Regions from separate parts of the Homo sapiens genome. Here region 2 is linked to region 1. A link is an interaction called in ENCODE POLR2A ChIA-PET data of the cell type or tissue named here. Cell type or tissue: PC-9. All regions are shown on one strand. Each heading gives the region's core, and the rest is flanking DNA. Links, peaks and the distances in the headings are about the cores only. Region 1 overlaps SLC13A4 (solute carrier family 13 member 4). Region 2 has its middle 24 kb from the start of MTPN.

Region 1 (9,996 bases), core at 941-8,940:
ACACACATACACACACACACACACACACATGTGGCATTGAGTAGCCATAGCCTCAGGCTCACCAAAAAGAAGAGAATCCCCAAAGCTCTCAGCAGTGCTTTCATTCCTGGAGATGGGTACAACCCCAATATCGTGGGGACCCATGTAAAAGCTAATCTGTGACCAGAATCACCAGGCAGTTGTTCTAATTGCCCCCTCTTCTTTCGTGAAAAAAGAATAGGTAATATGGGGTTTTGTGTCTGCCTAAAGAAAAAAGCAACCTAAATGTGACTTTTCTTAAGAGAGCTATACAAGCTTGTTCTCCAGGCTTCTCTTTAAAATTGTGAAATTAAAACCAGCAAGGGCAGGGCTTGAAAGTGGAGGGTAGAGGAAAAAAAATGATGTTTAGAAAGAACTGAATCCTAAATAACCTTTTAAAGTGAGAAAACTATTAATTAAGAAACCTAATCTTTGTATTTCACTATAGGCAGCCCAAAAGCCAACAGCATGCCTTAGCTTTCAAGCAGACAGTGTCTCTGTTTCTCCAAGGGCACAGTAGAGATGTTGCCAGGCAACAGTTATCCGAGGGACGCCCCTTTGTCCAGAGAGGAAGGCCAAACCCGTAAGGAGAGTCTGCAGAGGCAGTCGCTTGGGAGGGTAACAGGACTCTGTGAGAAATAAAGGAAGACTGTCCAGGGAGGGACTGTGTGTCACTATTGCTAGGGGCTGGAGGAGCCAGAAAGCACGTCTTATCATTTGAGGTGAAAAATCCGAATCCACCTGCCTGATGACGTGGCTTTGGCTGATGATGATATTTAGTAGTTGGGCTACAGGGAGCAGCTTAGTCCAAATATAGTCTGTTTAGCTGACCTTCTTAGCTCAGATTAGAGGGAAATGCCAGTAAGGCAGAGCACATGGGTTATAGCCCTTTGTAAGCCAGTTAACTTTGCAGAGAAAACACCTATTCCACAACCACCTATGCACCACTATGACACCAGAATGTGCCATGGCTCACAGGGGGAAGCTAGGCTGGTGCTCTTTAGGAGCCCCCAAATCCTTGTCATTTCCCAAACCCATCTACTTCTTGACCATCCTCTTACTGCGACTTGGGTTATTCTTCCACTTTGGAAAGTTCTCTCCCGTTCTTTGACCTTTAAAGTCCTACTCAATTACTCTCTTTGGTGAAGCCCTTCCAATGACCAAAGGCTGAAAGTGTTGATCCCTTCTCAATGAGCCTATTTCATGTCTTTATCTTTTAAATGGTGCATCAGATACACCAGATATAAACTTTTCATAGACATGTGCTCTCCCCACCGAGATTCATGCTCTCTGGGATGTACAATGTCTATGTCTATGGCCTGTCTGTAGCCCAGCACCATGTTTGCATCAGCCCTCATTCACAGCTCTTGATTGCAGTGTTTCTTGACAATGTGTCAGTAATGTCATCTTCAGTGAGGGAAGGAAGGCACGTGAATAGGATCAGTGTGACTCTGGGACTGTGGCTGGGTTCCCTCATGTTATTCATTCAACATTTAGAGACAGTATTTTCTCAGTTCTACATCTACCAGGTGCAACATGGGATGATATGGGTACCCTGAGGGTGACAAAAATAAACAAAATGTCATCTCTCCCCTCTTGAATCTCGTATCTGAGCTCTCACTGTCTGAAGCTGGATATGTTCTGCAGTTTCTCCAGAGAAACAGAACGAAGAGGAGACTAGCGCGCACGCGTGCGCGCGCGCGCGTGTGTGTGTGTGTGTGTAGGAATTGGCTCACTTGATTAATTATGGAGGCTAAGACATCCCATGAGCTGCCACTTGCAAGCTGGAGACCCAGGAGAGCTGCTGATGTCACTCTGTGTGAGTCCAAAGGCCTAAGAACCAGGGAAGCCAATGGTGTAGATCCCAGTCCCAGGGCAGGAGATGACAGATGTCCCAGCCCAGGTGGTGAGACTGGAAAAAGGAGGCAAATTCCTGCTTCCTCTGCCTTTTGTTCTAGTCAGGCCCTCGACAGATTGGATGATGTCTGTCCAGATGGCAGAGGGCAATCCACTGATTCAAATGCCAATCTCATCCAGAAACACCCAGAAGCAATGCTTAATCTGGGCACCCCATGGTCCACCCAAGTTGACATGCAAAGTTAACCATCACAAGTACATATAAATGGTTCATTTTTACAGTGGTGATCTGTCAGCCAGTGGGTATTAGGAGTTGTGTGCAAAGCTCAGACTCAGGTGCTGATAAGAGATACAAAATGACAGAAGGGCTCCTGACCCGGAGAAGTTTCTATTTTAGTAGAGAGAAAGTATAAACCATGTGGAAAAATACAGAATGCCCTATGAAGTGATGCCTCGTTTTCTGGCATTGTGGAGGATTTATACAACTCCTCAAGAGGGGATGTTCTAGATAAATAAAATTTACACTGCCAACTGCCCAAACTTCATGTTGACTAATTTTTGATTACAGTCTTTCTAATGGGTTTTATAATTTCCTTGGTCTTTGAAACAGAAGTTATTAAATATAATTTAACTTTTTCCTTGGAGCCTTCAAAATTTCCAGGGGGGAAAAAAAGAATTTCTCACTCAGAGGAGTCAGAGTGGGCTCCATGAGAAAGCACAGTTGAGTAACTTGAGGGCTGGGTGAACAGCTGAACCTAAAGAATCTTGAATAGCATGTTGGCATCAGATTAGGGTGAGATTGCAGTTGAAAATATAAAAGGCTTATTATCAGATTTGCAGATGGCTAAGTTGGATGCGCTAGCTGGCTAATGTACGGTGCTAATGTACGGTGGCAGAATGAGACATGCGGACAGGAAGAGACAATGGACTGAAACTGACAAAATGAAGTCTAATAAGGATAAATGCCAGCAGTTCATGCGAAAAAGACCCTTGGCTTTTAGCTAAGTACAGGCTCAGCATGAGTCACCATCAGTCCAACGTGGCTGCCAAATTCCAAGTGTTTACCATATGCCAGGCACTGTGGGAGGTCATTTACACACACTATATAACTTAATCCTCCGTGAAGGTGCTATTATTTTTATCTTCATTTTAAAGAGAAGGAAACTGAAGTTCAGAGAGGTTAAGTAACTTACTTACCCGCGGTTATGCAGCTACTAAGTGGTGGAGCTGGGACTTGAATCCAAGATTGTATGATTCCAGAACTTGAGCTCTTAACCCCCCAGGCAATGTGACCAAAATCCTCCGTTGAATTAATAAATTATGGGCTGGGCACTGTGGCTCACGCCTGTAATCCCAGCACTTTGGGAGGCCAAGGCAGGCGGATCACCTGAGGTCAGGGGTTTGAGACCAGCCTGGCCAGCATGGTGAAACCCATCTCTACTAAAAATAAAATAGAATAAAAAATTAGCAGGGTATGGTGGTGCATGCCTGTAGTCCCAGCTACTCAGGAGGATGAGGCAAGAGAATCTCTTGAACCCAGGAGGCAGAGGTTACAGTGAGCCAAGATCATGCCACTGCACTCCAGCCTGGATGACAGAGCTAGGCTCCATCTAAAAAAATTTTTTTTAATTTTAAAAATTAATAAATGATGTGTCCAGTACATCAAATTCTGGATAAGGAGCTCATCCAGAGGTGGGTGGCCAGGATGTTAAAAAGCTGGAGCCTGAGTCACATGAGGAATGAAGAGAAGACTTAAGGGGACATAAGTCCAGGCTTCCATAAGTCCAGGCTTCCATGGCTCCACACTCCAGGCCCAAAGCGTCACACCAGAACCAGAGTCAGAGTGCCATAAAGGAATTTCCCGTTCTGTATAAAGGAAAACTCTGACATGAGTTGCCATGTGTGGTCCTTGTGTTCCTGTCCCTAGATGTCTGAGCCAAATGACCATGCCAGATACACTAGACATAGACTTTGTGCCTTGGGAGATGGGTTGGACTCTAAGGTCCCTCTATGATCTTGTGAGCATCCAGCTGCTACTTCCTCTGCTGATTAGTCCTGTATTTTAGGTTTGTGTGTGTTTGTTTTTATTTTGGCTCCATTGTGACTCTCACTTACCGTCATTATATCTGCCTCTGAAGTCCTCTAAGCCCCTTCTAATGTGTTGCTCCAAAAGTTTATAGCCTGGGCATGATACCTGTGTCAATCAAGTTAACTAAGATTTACTGTCTATAGGAGAATGGCATAGAGGTGGGCACCACAGGGCTCTCCGGTGAAGTAGAAAGCATGGGTTGGATATTGGGGATTGGGAACAAACAGCTCTCCAGGAGGCCCAGGGTTAGGGTGTACTTCAGGAAGTAATTGCATGTGCTCTTTGTCTCTATCCTTTCCCCAGCACACACACTGGCACACACTCACACACTCACATACACACTCCTACACACCCACTCATACATACACATACACACACTCATATGCACTAATGCACATTCACACACTCATACACACGCTCACACACTCATACACACACTCATACACACATGTTCACACATACACACTCACACACTCATACACATACACTCATACACACGCTCACATATACATACACTTACTCACACACATACACATGCTTAGATATACGTACACTCACACACACTCATACACTCATACACATGCCCACACTCATACACATACACATACACACATACACTCACATATACACACTCATGCACACATACACTCATACACACTTATATACCCATATACACATATATACTCTCACACACTCATACACACATTCTCACACACGCATACACACATAAACTCATACACGCTCACACACATACACTTATACACACACATCATACACACACACATTCACATACACACTCATACCCTCACACACATTCACACTCACATATACACAAATACACACTCACATATACACACACATACACACACTTTCACATACACACTCACACACACTCTCACCTGGGCCCAGCCAGCGGTCTCTGGCCCTGCGCTGCAGGCCTCGGGCTGGTGTCACTCAGCTTCCAGCTCCCGCAGGGGCAGGAGAGGAGTACAGGCTGCGCCCGCTGGGATAACCCGCAGCCGCTGCCGCCTGGTGCCGCCGGAGTCGGCTGTCATCAATCCGCTTCCCTGCTGGCTCCTGATCTTTCTGACCCGCCAGATTCCTGCCCTCTGACTCGTTACCCTGACTTTCTCTGTTTGAGTAAGCCTGGGGGCATTTCATAAAGCACTCTCAGCTCTGCCTTTCCCATCTCTCCTCGCCATGGAGGCTGACCGGTCCTCTGCATGCGGGCCCGTGGGCATGTGGGCTGGACATCCAGCTGGCCACCTGCCTGAACCCCAGGCTGCCCTCACCCTCAGCCACCCAGACGCAGCCCCAGGGCTGAGCTCCACACTGGGCCTTCAGTGGGAGCCTACAGACCTTGCAGCCTTTCGAGACCAAGCTAATGTTTCTGGGGGGAAGAGCAGCTCCCTGTGAACCACCACCTGACCAGCAGCCCCTTGGCTCGTGGCTCAGAGCCCAGACCCTTGCCTCAGCTTCCCCATCTGGGTAGTTCATACAGTCCCAAAGAAGAAACTGGGCAGGGGTGGTGGCGGTTATGAATCAGTGTCTCCAGTCATGCAGGAGTTGGGCCAGCTTCTGGGTCATGCCAGCACCCATCTGGGTCTCTCTACTTTAGACTTCTCTAGGGCAGGATTTGCAAAGAATGTTTTTTTAAGCAATGAAACCTTTTCTTTAAACCAAATCTTAGAAGACTCAATATATAAAACAGATGGAACCAGGAATGCAAATCAGGTGATGAGAAGGGTGTCTGAGCCCCTGCTAGGGGCTTACCCGGCAGAAACAGCATTCCTGCCCCCAGGGAAGGTGGAAAGGAGACACTGCTGGCTTGGCTGTGCTGCTTGGACACTAACTGGAATGGAGTCCTGTGGGGCTTCAGCCCTGGCAGGGCTTAGCTTAGCACTGAGCGGGAGCCAGGCCAGGTATCTGCTCCCAGGGTTCAGAGAATTTCACTGCAAAATTGTTCAGATGAGGCTGGGCACAGTGGCTCACACCTGTAATCCCAGCACTTTGGGAGGCCAAGGTGGGAGGATCACAAGGTCAGGCGTTGAAGACCAGCCTGGCCAACATGGCGAAACCCCGTCTCTACTGAAAATACAAAATTAGCCGGACACAATGGTGGGTGCCTGTAGTCATAGCTACCGGGAAGGCTGAGGCAGGAGAATCATTTAAACCTGTAAGGCCAAGGTTGCAGTGAGCCGAGATCAGGCTACTACACTCCAGCCTGGGCAACAGAGTGAGACTCTGTCTCAAAAAATATATAAAATAAAAAACACATAATTAAAAAAAAATAAGAGCCCACCTGCATTATCTTATGTGTAAAGCCCATGTCACAGCAGATTAAATTAGCTATGTAGCATCACTGTGGCCCTTAAAAAATTGGTGACAGAGGTACAGAGGTTCATTAGCTTGTCCAATAGCAGGTAACTCATCTGAACTTCAGAGCCCAAGATTGCTATAGCTATTCCTTGTCAAGGGGACCTCCTTGAGCCCATCTTTCCTAAAACACAGTCCAGAAACACCTCTGCTCTCCAAGTTCAGTGATGTGGCATACTGAGAAAAACCACAGAGCAGAAAAGCAGAAAAAGCAATCAAACCACCATGCAAATGTCCTAAAATCCATGCACTTTACTCCTGGGGAGGAACAGCCATTTAGAATCTAATTTCTCTTTACAAAAAACTCTAACAATCTTCGTTATCTGGCTTCCCAGCTCACAGGATGTGAGTCTGGGAAATTATAAAATGGGGAAAGGAATGCTAATGGCAAGCATCCTCACATCGGGAAAATGCAGCCGCCTAAGAATGAGACGGGAAACCAGCAAAATGCAGACCCAGGGACCAGAGAAGGACCAGCAGCCTGGACAGCTAGCCAAGGGCAAGAGCGATAAGAGGCTCCCTGGGCAGAGGCTATGATGGGGAGAGTTGGCACATGTCTCACAAGAAGCCGGGGAGAATGCACAGGCTCTGTTGATAAAGGCAGGAAATCTGCAACACACTCTAGAAAACAATAACAATCATCCTCGAGAATCTTGGAAGTCTGGTGTTCCCTGGGAGGCTCTGAATAACCCAGGTGTTATTGTGAAAGAAAAATCAATGGGCTAGAAAACTAATAAACAACACCACTGAACAGAATTTTAATTTCTAAAAATGAAAAAGCAGCCCTGTGGCTTTGCTCTGTGCATGGATGAGCCCACTCTGTGTGCTAATGGCCTCAAACCAGCTCAGCCTTTAGATGGAGCACTTCACAACAGGAAGAGTCACCAGGGATCCTGGCCATCAATGTGGCAGGCCATGCCAGCTGGTTTGCACGTGTCATTTAATCTCTGTAATAACCTTATGAGGTAGGGACTCACATAACCTTCCTTCCTTTTTTTTTTTTTTTTTTAGATGAGAAAATGAAGCCCAGAGAGGCTGAATACCTTGTCTAGGGTCACACAGTGGAGTCCCGGCTGACTCCAGAGTCCTCCCTCTTCCCCACTCAGTGATGTTACCTCTGTAATCACAAACTATATCCTGAGCCCCAGGCCGTGTCTCCCGAGCACATAGTATCACTTACAAGGGAGCAGGAAAGACATGAGAATAGAGCTGAGCCCACCAAACACCCAGCACAGAGCCAATATCCCACTGAAGCTGGGCCTGGAGTTCAGACTGGCCCTGCCCTGGGCATTTAAGGCCAGTGTCAGGACTGCGATTATAAATGAAGATAAAAAATGTGTACCAGTGGGCTGGGTGCAATGGTTCATGCCTGTAATCCCAGCACTTTGGGAGACTGAGATGAGCAGATCACTTGAGGTCAGGAGTTTAAGACCAGCCTGGCCAACAAGCTGGTTAAAGCTCGTACCTACTAAAAAAAAAAAAAAAAAAAAAAAAAAAAAAAAAAAAATCCAAAAACATTAGCCAGGTGTAGTGGTTTCACTAAGGAGGTTTCCTTAGTTTTTCTAAGCACCTGTAGCTCCAGCTACTTGGGAGGCTGAGGCAGGAGAATTGCTTAAACTCAGGAGGCAGAGGTTGTAGTGAGCCGAGATTGCGCCACTGCACTCCAGTCTGGGCCACAGAACAACTCTCTGTCTCAAAAAAACAAAAACAAAAACAAAAACACGACAAGAAATGTGTGCCAGCTCATGCTGTCTGGGAGACCCAGAAAATCCCCCTAGAGTTGAATCAGATGGGGGTTTCCAGTCGGCTCACCGTGTGGCAGGCTGTCTAGGAGGCTTCGGATTCAGATGGCCCTGAAGTGGTATCCTGCCTCTGCCCTTACACTGTGACCTGGGAGATGCTCCCTAAACCCCCAGTTTCCTCATCAGTAAACTGAGATACGGATAGTGCTGCTTCATAGCACTGCTGTGGAGCTCAAATGAGAAAGTGAATGCAACATGCAAAATGCCGGCACTAGAAGGCTCTCCATATTCCTGGTTGCTTTCCTCTGCCTCCAAGTGGAACCCAGAGAAAGTGGCCTACCTGTCATTTAGGCACTGAGCATCCTAAAAGGCCATCACAGCCAAACCGGTGTTCTAGAATGGGATATGATAGAGGCAGAAAACGTAGCTCTTGTCAGTCAGTCCCTGGGGAAAGACACCCCAGTCGCACTGACTTGAAAAGCTTCGCAGGGCTGTGTCATGGGGCTGGTGGAAAGACCATCTCCCACAACGGTCCCGCATCTTCTGTGGGTTTCTCTCCTCGGTAGACAAGAAAATAAAGCTCCAGTTGTGCCACAAAGCCGCCTCCACAAAGCCTGGGAAAGTAACCAGGCAGTGAGAAAGGCCCTTGAACCTCCAAGTTCAACCACTTCCCTAGGACAATCCTGCAGTGCCTCCTGCTCCCGCTAGGGGGCCGCTCCCCCAACCCCACCCCCGCCCCCACCACCATGATCACCGCCCTCTCAGAGTGGACTCTGCCACGGAGTCACAAGCTGTCCAGAGCAGGGGGCCTTCCCTGCCCCCAGGGGGCATTCGTGACAGTAGTCCGCTGAGGAATGGGCTTAGAGACAAACACTGGGTTAACCAGAAGCAGGGGCTTTTCCCCCCAGGAAATGGTCACAGTGAGGGCAGATGTCCCTTCTCCTACACAACCCTCATCAACCAGATGCAATGAAATGTCCATAGGGCAAAAGAGAGAAAGGAGAGATGGAGCAGCCTGCCTTTATTTTGGTTTTGATGTTATCAAAGTGTTTCGTGCACAAAGTTTAAAAATCAAATACTTTAATACTGAACGCTTATAATGAAAAGTCAGCAGTCTCTTTCCTCATCCCTCCCACTTCCCCCCCTACCAAGTCCCACCCCACCCTCAGAGTCAATAACTTGTAACTTTGTTAACAGCTTCTTCTGTCATTAAGCTCCATTCCCATATGATATTCTTATATTAGTCCTTGAGTTCTCACTTTAAGCGGCTATCAGTTGACTTCTTGTTATAGCAGATGAAGATTTTTTCTTTTTGTTTTTTGTTTTCTTTTTTGAGACGTAGTCTCGCTCTGTCGCCCAGGCTGGAGTGCAGTGGCGCGATCTCGGCTTACTGCAAGCTCTGCCTCCCGGGAAGATTTTTTCTTTTACATCCCCCACTTCGCCTTCTACCATCCTCCCAATATGCTCAATCACAATTTTTGTTAATTCAATAATCAAAATTAGTATGATCATGTACATATTATTTCAAATGCTATGTATTTTACTATGTATTTCCTTTCCTGTTGAATTTTTATTTTTGCTGCAGTTAAAAATGTTCTTGTTTTCTCACTTTAAGAGGGTTTTTCAATTAGAAGTTAGACTTTTCTATAGCTTTTCCTCTCAATTTCTGTATGGTTCCTCCAGTTGGAAGCAATTCTCATGTATGTGACAAATATTTATTGAGCATCTACTTTTGCATATTATTCTACTAGGTGTTAAGATATATAGAAGGGAACCATTCACAGCCGAAAAATTTAGTTGAGAGACAAGAGAAGTACACATACAAAAATAAACAAACAACAGTACAATCAGGAAGCAATCATTCAAGCATTGCTCCAAGTGCTCTGTGGTGTGCGGAATTAATGGTGCCCAGGA
Region 2 (9,996 bases), core at 822-8,821, 290 kb before region 1:
GCTGGAGTGCAGTGGCACGATCTCAGCTCACTGCAAGCTCCGCCTCCTGGGTTCACCCGCCATTCTCCTGCTTCAGCCTCCCGAGTAGCTGGGACTACAGGCGCCTGCCACCACGCCTGGCTAATTTTTTTTTATTTTTTTTTATTTTTAGTAGAGACGGGGTTTCATCGTGTTAGCCAGGATGGTCTCGATCTCCTGACCTTGTGATCCACCTGCCTCGGCCTCCCAAAGTGTACCTTTCTATTTATTTCTATAATTTTGTACTTTAGTCATAAAATGTAACAATCTAGAATATTTTCATATTTCTACCTTTATCATGGCTAGGCAATAACAAGGTTTCAATAGAGCAAAAGAATTTCCAAATGTTAATTTTCATAGTTTGCCAAACATACAATAAAAAAATGCTTAAACTATATTGCTCCTGCCATTTTATTTTGCTTGTTTTAACAAGTACAGAGAATATTACATTTAGCTAAGAATGATTTCAGATTAACTTCTCTTACATAAAGCAATCAACTTTTATAATATATATGTGGCAGGTAATAAGCACATAAATGTAATTGCTTTTTAAGAAATATTTGTTTTCAGTGTGGGTTTCAGAGTAAGGTGGAAGACTAAATTATATTATTTTAAATGGCCTCAGTCAGCTAAAACTCTCAGTATCAGTAATAGATTGGGAAATGGAAGCATAGTCATAGAAAAAGGAAAATGAATTTTTAAAAGCATTACACCTCAAACTCGATCATTCTTTCCTATAATGAACACAACAGTCTAGTATTGCAATAAAATTAACAATCACATTTCATAGTATTTCTATATATAGTTACACGTACTCTGTTATTATAACATTTTATTTTATTTTATTTTATTTTATTGTTTTTTGAGATGGAGTCTCACTCTGTCACCCAGGCTGGAGTGCAGTGCTGCAATCTTGGCTCACTGCAACCTCCACCTCCCAGGCTCAAGCAATTCTCCTGCTTCAGCCTCCTTGGTAGCTGGGACTACAGGTGTGCACCACCACATCTGGCTAATTTTTTGCATTTTTAGTAGAGACAGGGTTTTGCCATGTTGGCCAGGCTGGTCTCGAACTCCTGGCTTCAAGTGATTCACCTGCCTTGGCTTCCCAAAGTGCTGGAATTACAGGCGTGAGCCACCATGCCTGGCCAGTTATTATAACATTTAAAAATAGATTTTATTCCAAAGTTTTCTTTTTTATAACCAAGAAACAAAGTACATATGTGTTCATTCTGATGCTAACTTAAAACTGAATTTCTCTCATTCCGTACCTTTTTAACTTTATGTCTGAAGAAAAAAAAACCTGCGTGTTTAGGAAATGCTATTCCATTTACTCCTGCAAAGCCCTTCCCAGCTCTACATGTCTGACTTACAATTGAGGGGGCCTCCATTTCCATTTCCTCTGCCTTTACACTGGTACTAAGTTCTAATCTTGGAATTTCCTTACTCCAAAGTCAGCTGTTATTTGCTGTGTCCCCCTCCCGCCAGTCTCTATTCTGTCCTGCTGCATTTCAGCTGGTTACCTTATGCATCCAATTCTCTGCGGGCCAACGGTTCCCTTTATAGATCTTATAAAAGACAAGACAGACAGGATATTAGCAATCTTCATCTTTAAAAGAAAATTCTGGCTTTGAAATAGTCTTAGAATGGTCTCTGTCCAAAAGCAGAGACGCCAAGTGGCCCTTAGAACAGCCATCTGTGCATGTGTTCATTTGTTCACAGGTGGTGTAGCAAAATGGTAAAAGCATGGTCTCCAGAACAATGTTCCATTCCAGCTCTGCCACTGACTCGCTGTGTGACCTTGGATGACTGACTTAACCTCTCTGTGCCTCAGTTTCCACATCTATAAAATACAGAAAATAATTGTACCCATCTCATAGAGTTATTGTAAGAACGGACTGAGTTAATATGTGTAAAGTGTTTAAACAATTCCTTGAGCATAGCATATGTGCACTGTGTTTCCTATTATTACTATCATTTGTCTATTATTCATTCATAAAATATTTACTGATCTCTATTAATGCTGTTCGGCCAGGTGTTATTATACAACAGTGAGTGAAGCAAAAAATAATAAATAGCCCTTATGAAATCTACAGAGAGACAAATGTTAATCAAATAATCTTACAAATATATGATAATAAATGATATAAATGCATGAAAGATGACTACCCCCTAAAAATCTCGGGCCTATCTACCAGATTTCTTAATGCTCATAGTTCCTCTATTTTTCCCGGGTGGCAGAAAGAAGTGGCCTGGTTACCACAGTCAATGAACTAGTACTGACTTAGTTGTCTGATTCTTTTGTGCCCTATCTCCAAGAAAAGGCCTGTTTCCCACTCTTCCCCATCCTGTTCTTGAACCGCTCTGTTGAACAATATACCCACATCTCATGCTTCACCACCACAACACTGCCCCTTTGAAACTCTGCCTTTGCCCTGATTTCTTTAAATCAGCAGTCCCCTTGGACTTGGGTGGCAGTGAGTCTTCTCGTATGGCCTATTATTCCATTTGCATCTCCGAGCTTGCCCTCATATTCCCGTTCCCTTCTAGTATACGTACTTTAGAATACCTGGCTCTGGCTTCAAATGCTGCTTCTGCTATTAGTACTTACCAGGTGTGTGAATTTTACCAAGTTACTCAACCTATCATTTCATCTGTAAAATGGGTATAAAAATATCTATACCACAGAACTGAGAGGCTTAAATAAGACAAACCCACTTACACAACTTATAGTGTCTAACACTCAATGAATAAGTTCACTCACACAACCATATTCATCCCCAGGCAGTGAGGTCATGCATCTAACAAGTATTTATCCCCAAGCACAAAGGATTTTAACAGGTTAAAAAAATACATAAATCATTTCTTCATTTGTGAAAACTGCAATTCTATTAGGAGAGGCAGCCAAAAGTTGAAAGAATGTAAATTGTAATGAGAACCATATAGGAAACAATAAAAATTCCTGAGACAGAAAAACAAGAGAGACTTGCTAGAGTTCAAGTGGCCAAGAAAGGGGGAGAAAAAGAAGCAGCCAAAGGAAGACGTTTGTGCAAAGGTCCTGAGGTAGAAAGATTAGCATATTTGAGCACCTGAAACACCACTGTGGCTAGAACCTGAGGAATCAGGGATGAAGAGACACAGATGGGGTTGAAGAGATGACCCTTCTAGGCCTCCATGGTACATGGTTTGGAGTTTACTTGCAGTTTAATTCCTCTCCCTTCTATACCACCTCCAGGCCCCAGTTTTGTGTTTTAAATACCAGACAGCTATTGCTATACAAAAGCCTAGCTGAGCTCCATCCTAGGAGTTGATCTTTTTAATACTAACCCAGTTCTTTATGGAATAATGAGGTTCAAGGGAGAGAAAGATTATGTGGTATACACAATGTTCTTCTGTTTTCTCCCTCCTTTTCCAACAGAGCCCTCAGACTCACTTCCATCTCTGTGCTTTCCCTGGAAATGTCCTTCAGTCCCATGGCTTTATGTGGCATTTGTAACCCAACGACTCCCAGTTTATATCTCCAGCTGTGACCTTTCTGCACTCTGGGTGCATATCCAATGGCCTACTTTACCTGACTACTTGGGTATCTAAAAGGCATCTCAGATTTAACACAACTGGAAGAGAACCCTTCACTTTTGCCCTCCAAACCTGTACTTCTCCCAGTCTTTCCTCTTCCTATCACCATCCAACCTTTTGTTCAAATCAAAATTGTAGATATAATCTTTGATTCCTCCCTTTCTCCTGCCCTCTTGCATCCAATGTATCAAGTCTTGCCAGTCACACATCTAAAATAGATCATTTATCTGTCTATTTCTCTAACTCAATGGCCACTGCCCAGGTCAGCCTGGGCTACTGAAATAGTCTTCTAAATGATCAATATATTTTCCCAAAAAAGCAGTCGCTTGTTGAATATTACCTCCAACAATCTACTCAAATACCAGAAAAAGTGATCTGTTGAGAACATAAACATAAATAGCATAACGTTACTCCTGTGCTTAAAACCTCCAGTGACCTCCCATCGTACATGGAGTACAACTCAAGACCCTTAACCTGGACCCAAGAACCTACACCACCTGGCCCCTTAGCTTCCCATTCCTGCATCACTGCTATTCCTCTTCTCCTGTGTCACCTAAGTTCCAACCATACTGTCTTCAAATACACCCTGAGGGTTTTTGCCGTACATCTTCATGCATCTTGTTCCCTCTGCCAAGCACATCCCGTCTCCAGATCTTTGCAGGTCTGACTTTTTCTTTATTTTATTTATTTTTAATTTACAATGCAGCTGTGCTTGGAAAGTCTGGCTTTTTCTTATCGTTTAGGTCTTGCCTCAAATAATTCCCCTTCAGAGAAGCCTTCCCTACCTTCTCATTTTTTTTTCATCTTTTTTAAATTTTTTTGAGACAGAGTCTCACTCTGTCACCCAGGCTGGAGTGCACTGGTGAGATCTCAGCTCACTGCAACCTCCACCTCCCAGGTTCAAGTGATTCTCCTGCCTCAGCCTCCCAAGTAGCTGGGATTATAGGTGCCCATCACCACACCTAGATAATTTTTGTATTTTTAGTAGAGACAGCGTTTCACCATGTTGACCAGGCTGGTCTCAAACCCCTGATCTCAAGTGATCCACTCTCCTCAGCCTCTCAAAGTGTCTGGATTACAGGTGTGAGCCACTGCACCTGGCCCCTGGCTTCTCATTTTAGAGAAGCCACTCATTCCTCAAGTCATTCTCTGCAATAGCTCTGCATGGTAGAACTTCCTGTGATGATGGAAATGTTCTCAAGTGCTATTCCATGCAGTAGCCACCAGCCAGGCACATGTGGCTACTGAGTTCTTAAAACCAAGTAACTGTGGCTGAGAAACTGAATTTCTAATTTTATTTCATTTTAATTTAAATAGCCCTGTGTATGGGTAGGGCCTACCCCATTAGAGAGAATAGCTCTATAGCATCACCATGTTTTATTCTCCTCAAAGCTCTAATAACTACCTGAAGTTATCATGTTCATTTCTTTCAAAAGTTCCATGAGGTCAGGGACCTGGTCTATCTAGAAAAACTGCCACACACACAAAAAAGTACTACATACATTATGTATTTCTGCATAACAAATTACTATAAATGTAGCAGCTTAAAACACCACACAATTCTTATCTCACAGTTTCTGTGAGGTCGGGAGCCCTGGGCATGGCTTAGCTGGGCATGTGCTCTGCTTCAGTGTCTCTTACAGATCAGCAATCAAGGTATTGGCCAGGGCTGGGATCTCATCTGAAAGCTCAACTGGGAAAGGATCTGCTTCCAAGCTCACATGGTTGTTGGCTGAGGTCAGTTCTTCAAGGGCTATTGGAAGGAGATCCTCAGCACCCAGCTGGCTGTTGGCTGAAAGCTGCCACCAGTCCTTTGCCACCCCAACATAGCAGCTCATTTTGTGGCAGCTTGCTTTATCAATGTGTGCAAGCCAAGAAGGAAACAGCAAGAGAGGAGTTACAATCTTATGTAAACTATCATAGAAGTAATATCTCATCACCTTTGCTGCATTCTACTGGTTAGAAACAAGTCACTAGGCCAGCACACACTCAAGGAGAGAGGATGATGCAACAACATAAACACCAGAAGGCAAAGATCACTGGCGTCTGCCTACCCCAGGCAGCTATTACATATTTGCTGAGTGGATGAATGAGTGAAAGGATGAAGGCAAATATCACTGGCGTCTGCCTACCCCAGGCAGCTATTACATATTTGCTGAGTGGATGAATGAGTGAAAGGATGAAGACCCTACTCTACTCTGGCTGAGTTATGCCAGTGTAGCCCCTTTTTCCTCACTGTGAAAGATAAAGTCTTGTGTTAGAAATTATCAAAGAAGAAATAGAGATTCTTTCCCTAATGAAATCTGAAAAAAATATTAAAGCTATGGAAAAGGAAGTTTCTTAGCAAAGTAGACAGATTCTTACTTGATAACTGTTAAGAGCATGAACAAGCCTGGGCAACATAGCAAGACTTCATCTCTAAAAATAAAAAAAATAAAATATAGAAAAAAATAGCCAGGCATGATGGCTCATACCTGTAGTCCTATCTAGCTACTCAGGAGGCTGAGGTGGGAGGATCACTTGAGCCTAGGAGTTCAAGGCTACAGTGAGCTAGGATCACGCCACTGCAATCCAGTGTAGGCAACAGAGAGAGAGACCCCACCTCAAAAAAAAAAAAAAAGTATGGGCCCTGAAGTCAAAATGCTCAGATTCAAAGCCTAAGTCTGCATTTTTACCATTTGTGTACTTGAACTCCTTTGTGTCTCAGTTTGCTTATAGGATTATTGTCAGGATTTAATGAGTTAATAGGTGAACATTTTATAGAACAGCACCTGGCACAGAGTACATACTTAAGAAATGTTAGCTATTATTATTGTTATCACTACTATAATAACCGAATTTTTTTTTGGAAAACAAATTTTCCACTTCTAAGGCTGTTAATGTAATTCTTACAAGCTAATGATTGTATCACTCTGGGTTCTTAGTTGCAGGCAAGAAAAAATCAACTCCAGCTGAGTTAAGCAGAAAATGGAATCTATTAAAAACATAGTGGGTGACTCCCAGAATCACTGAAAGAACTGGAAAATGGACAGGGAGTTGTGCAGCTGATAACAACACCCAAAATCACAAGGTAGAACCCTCTGTCCCCTTGGTCTGCCAACGCCCCTAGTCCCAGATGCTGCACATGGCCAGCTACCCTAAGGAACTCAGTCCTCCTCCAGCTGCTGCTCCTACAGAATGTGATTCTTCCAGCGCGCACATCACTGGTAGGCTGTAAGAACACTGCTGGTTTCTCAGCCTGCTCCATCACATTGATGAAGGCTAGGTCTCAGAGATATGCCTGAAGAGCTGGTATTTGGCATTTTCTTCTTCTATGGTTACAGGCAAGTCTGCCTCCTTCCAAGACTCATTGGAAGGGTAATTTCCAAAACATAAGATGAGCATTCCCACGCTGGACAGCCAAAATAATTTTAAAAGCAAATGTCCACTAGAATAGCCATTAATGATTTCTCCTTGTTGAACATGATTTTTTAATCCACATATTAAAAATTCAATAAGTTCCTGCAGATAAGTTCTCTCAAGGCAAGGATTTATATCTCTCATTATATTCCTTTCTAGGTCTACATGGTAGTTTTGAAGCTGGGATAAAACAATGGTCAAGATACTAGTTGTTTGGTTTATTTATTTGGTGTCCTTATTTTTACAATGATGGATTCCTTCACCAGCAAATCATTAATTGCATATTATATTTCTCCATTAAGCCTTGTGCCCTTTCCACACTTGGAAGCTGTAATACTACAAGCCTCTTGCCCTTTAAAAATTAAGTTGTCTCTATTCACGACCTCCTTAGAAGAGGTTCAAAATCTTATTGCTTGTGGTATTTTTATTTTATTTTTCTAGGGGACAGTTATGAGAGTTTCTCTCAACAGAAACTTTGGAATGAGTGGTTCTGAGCTTTTGTGATTGGTACCAGTGAGACTGATATGAAGTAGAGGCTCTTCCATACATTAGAGAAGGAGCCTCTGACAGCAGAGTCAAGGCCAAATGGACTTCCAAAAAGATTACACCATTTTACATGCCTACCAACAGCCTCATTTGATGTAAAAGCAGGAGACTCAGAAAGTTTCTGCCTTGGATAATATTCTACTCCAGTGTCTCAAGAATTTGGAATTTTTCCCCAAAGTCTTTTTTCCTTAAGACCATAATGGCCTTTCTTATTTTCCCTAATGATATCCATCTGTAGAAAGTTGTCCAATAAGCATACATTTGGTAAGTTTATCTCATTGCTTTAAAAAATACTTTACAACACTGTGAGGGGGAAGAAAATTCCATGTGCAATCCATGTGCAGTAGGTAAAGTTGAAGCATACAGTCTTGGTTACTCAATTCAGTCTGATTCATCTTAATCAATGGTTCTCAACCAGGGTTGGTTTTGTACCTTGAGGGACATTTGGCAATGCCTGGAGACATTTCTGGCTGATGCAACTGGGGATGAGGAGGTACAATGTTACTGGCACTTAGTGGGTAGAAGCGAGGGACGGTGCTCAACACCCTGTAATGCACAGGACAGCTCCCCACAAAATATTATCTGACCCAAAATGTCAATACTTTGGAGTTTGAGCACTCTGATAGGAATACAATGACTTTCATAGGCATTTCCAGTTTTCCTTTCTCACTCCATAACTCTTCCTCCTCAACTTCTGGCCTAGTGACATATTTTCTGGCTGCCAGGTCATTAAAGCAAGATTCTTTCTGATCTCATCCTCAAACGTGGACTGTGGAAGATGAAGCCACACCCAGATCTCCTGTTCTGAAAATTCTGAAACATATTTATTCAATTATGTGCATTGAAACTGGGGACTTTAATGAACACAACTCCAGTGCTTACTAACCCATGTATGTCTTCCCCTGATTTTTCTAAACAGTATAGTCCTGAAGCCATCATGGACATCCAGCTCTTCCACCTACGGCTTATATGGCCTTGGAAAGTCACAGAATCTCTCTCTGTTTCATTTCCACAACTGCAAAATGACTTAAAACAAAACCAACTTCATAGGGTAAGTTTGATGTGCACGTGAAATCATGTAAAAGCATTTGACAATCTATAAAACAATAGGATGTTTGTTTTTACCATTATTCTTTTCCTTCCGAACTCCTTTCCACAATCTACTGTCCTGTGGTTAATAAGTATAGGCCTCCATGACAAGGCTGTCTCATGGCATGCATGCCAGTTAAGTATTCGCTTTAAGCTACAAAATCAGCATATCTGTAACATGCAATCTGTATTACACTTGCTCCTACCCAGAGAATGAATCTGCATAGTTACATATTTTGAGGGGTAGAGAAGGGGTCATACTACAATTGGACCCTCCCCAAATTTACTAGAAAACATACACATAGGCCGGGTGTGGTGGCTCACACCTGTAATCCCAGCACTTTGGGAGGCCAAGGTGGGCGGATCACAAGGTCAAGGGATCAAAACCATCCTGGCCAACATGCTGAAACCCCATCTCTACAAAAAGTACAAAAATTAGCTGGCATAGTGTCGTGTGCCTATAGTCTCAGCTACTCGGGAGGCTGAGGCAGAAAAATTGCTCAAACCCTGGAGGCAGAGGTTGCAGTGAGCCGAGATCCTGCCACAGCACTCCAGCCTGGTGACACAGTGAGACTCTGTCTCAAAAAAAACAGAAAAGAAAAGAAAATATACATATATGTGGTTCCAAATTTTTACTATACAGTGCCTAGGGATAGAAAATAAAATGAATCATCATAAAATATCACATTTTCTCATAAGAACAATCTTACGATTTGTTATTGAACAAAAATTTGACATAAAATAGATCAAAGAAAGAACAAATGTATAGGTATAATCTTTAAAACAGAAATATTATGCTCCAAGCCTTATTCAATCAAGAGAAATGTGTTGAACATATTGATACATGATTTTTTCATTAGTCTTAACATTTATAAGACTTTTATTTATGACTTAGATATTTTATGTTGTACAAAGACACAGCTCATGGAAGTTGGAATTGCCTTCTTTCTCCCTTAGTAAATTACCCTAAAGCTGGCAGAAATATTCATTCTCTTTCTACTGGAGGACCTTGCAACACGGAGATAATTATTCATAGAGTTCAGTGCTGGATCTGAACATTTGAAGTTTCCCAAAGTACTGTAATTCCTCATTCCTTTATCCTCCAGCATTGGAGGGGAAAATAAGCCACATAAGGAAAGCTATAAAGAAATAAGTGACATAAAGAACAATCACAATCCTTTGGCTTTGGGCACTGGAAAGTGTTTATCAGTTGACTATTGATGAAGCACAGAGCTTCTGAAGGAGCAGGTCATGGAGACATCTTCTCCCTACCTCATATTGCTCCAGTTACTGGCAATACGAGGTGAGGAAAAGATGCTACTGCCCAGAGTCAACAGCGTGAACTGCTTCAGAGACTGGAATGAACCTATT

The links. Peaks named below come from ENCODE experiments on the same cell type or tissue, not always from the same donor. Only the 100,000 strongest peaks of a DNase experiment are listed, where the experiment ranks them.
Region 2: POLR2A ChIA-PET joins it to region 1 with 10 read pairs; 2 of 35 experiments call an interaction of 5 or more read pairs at or near these places.

What each region holds. Positions count from the first base shown.
Region 1 is chr7:135,709,815-135,719,810 of GRCh38, reverse strand. All of the region lies in intron 2 of SLC13A4 (solute carrier family 13 member 4), which reads left to right. Among named protein-coding and RNA genes, the nearest start is that of SLC13A4, 13 kb to the left of the region's middle. RefSeq lists an enhancer at 4,340-5,206. In PC-9, for the core only: CTCF peaks have their summits at 8,549 and 8,748; DNase peaks (open chromatin) are centred at 2,970 and 5,080; H3K27ac peaks cover 2,139 bases.
Region 2 is chr7:135,996,094-136,006,089 of GRCh38, reverse strand. It overlaps a transcript of LOC105375523 not described here. Among named protein-coding and RNA genes, the nearest start is that of MTPN, 24 kb to the right of the region's middle. In PC-9, for the core only: no CTCF peak of the experiment used is centred there; no DNase peak of the experiment used is centred there.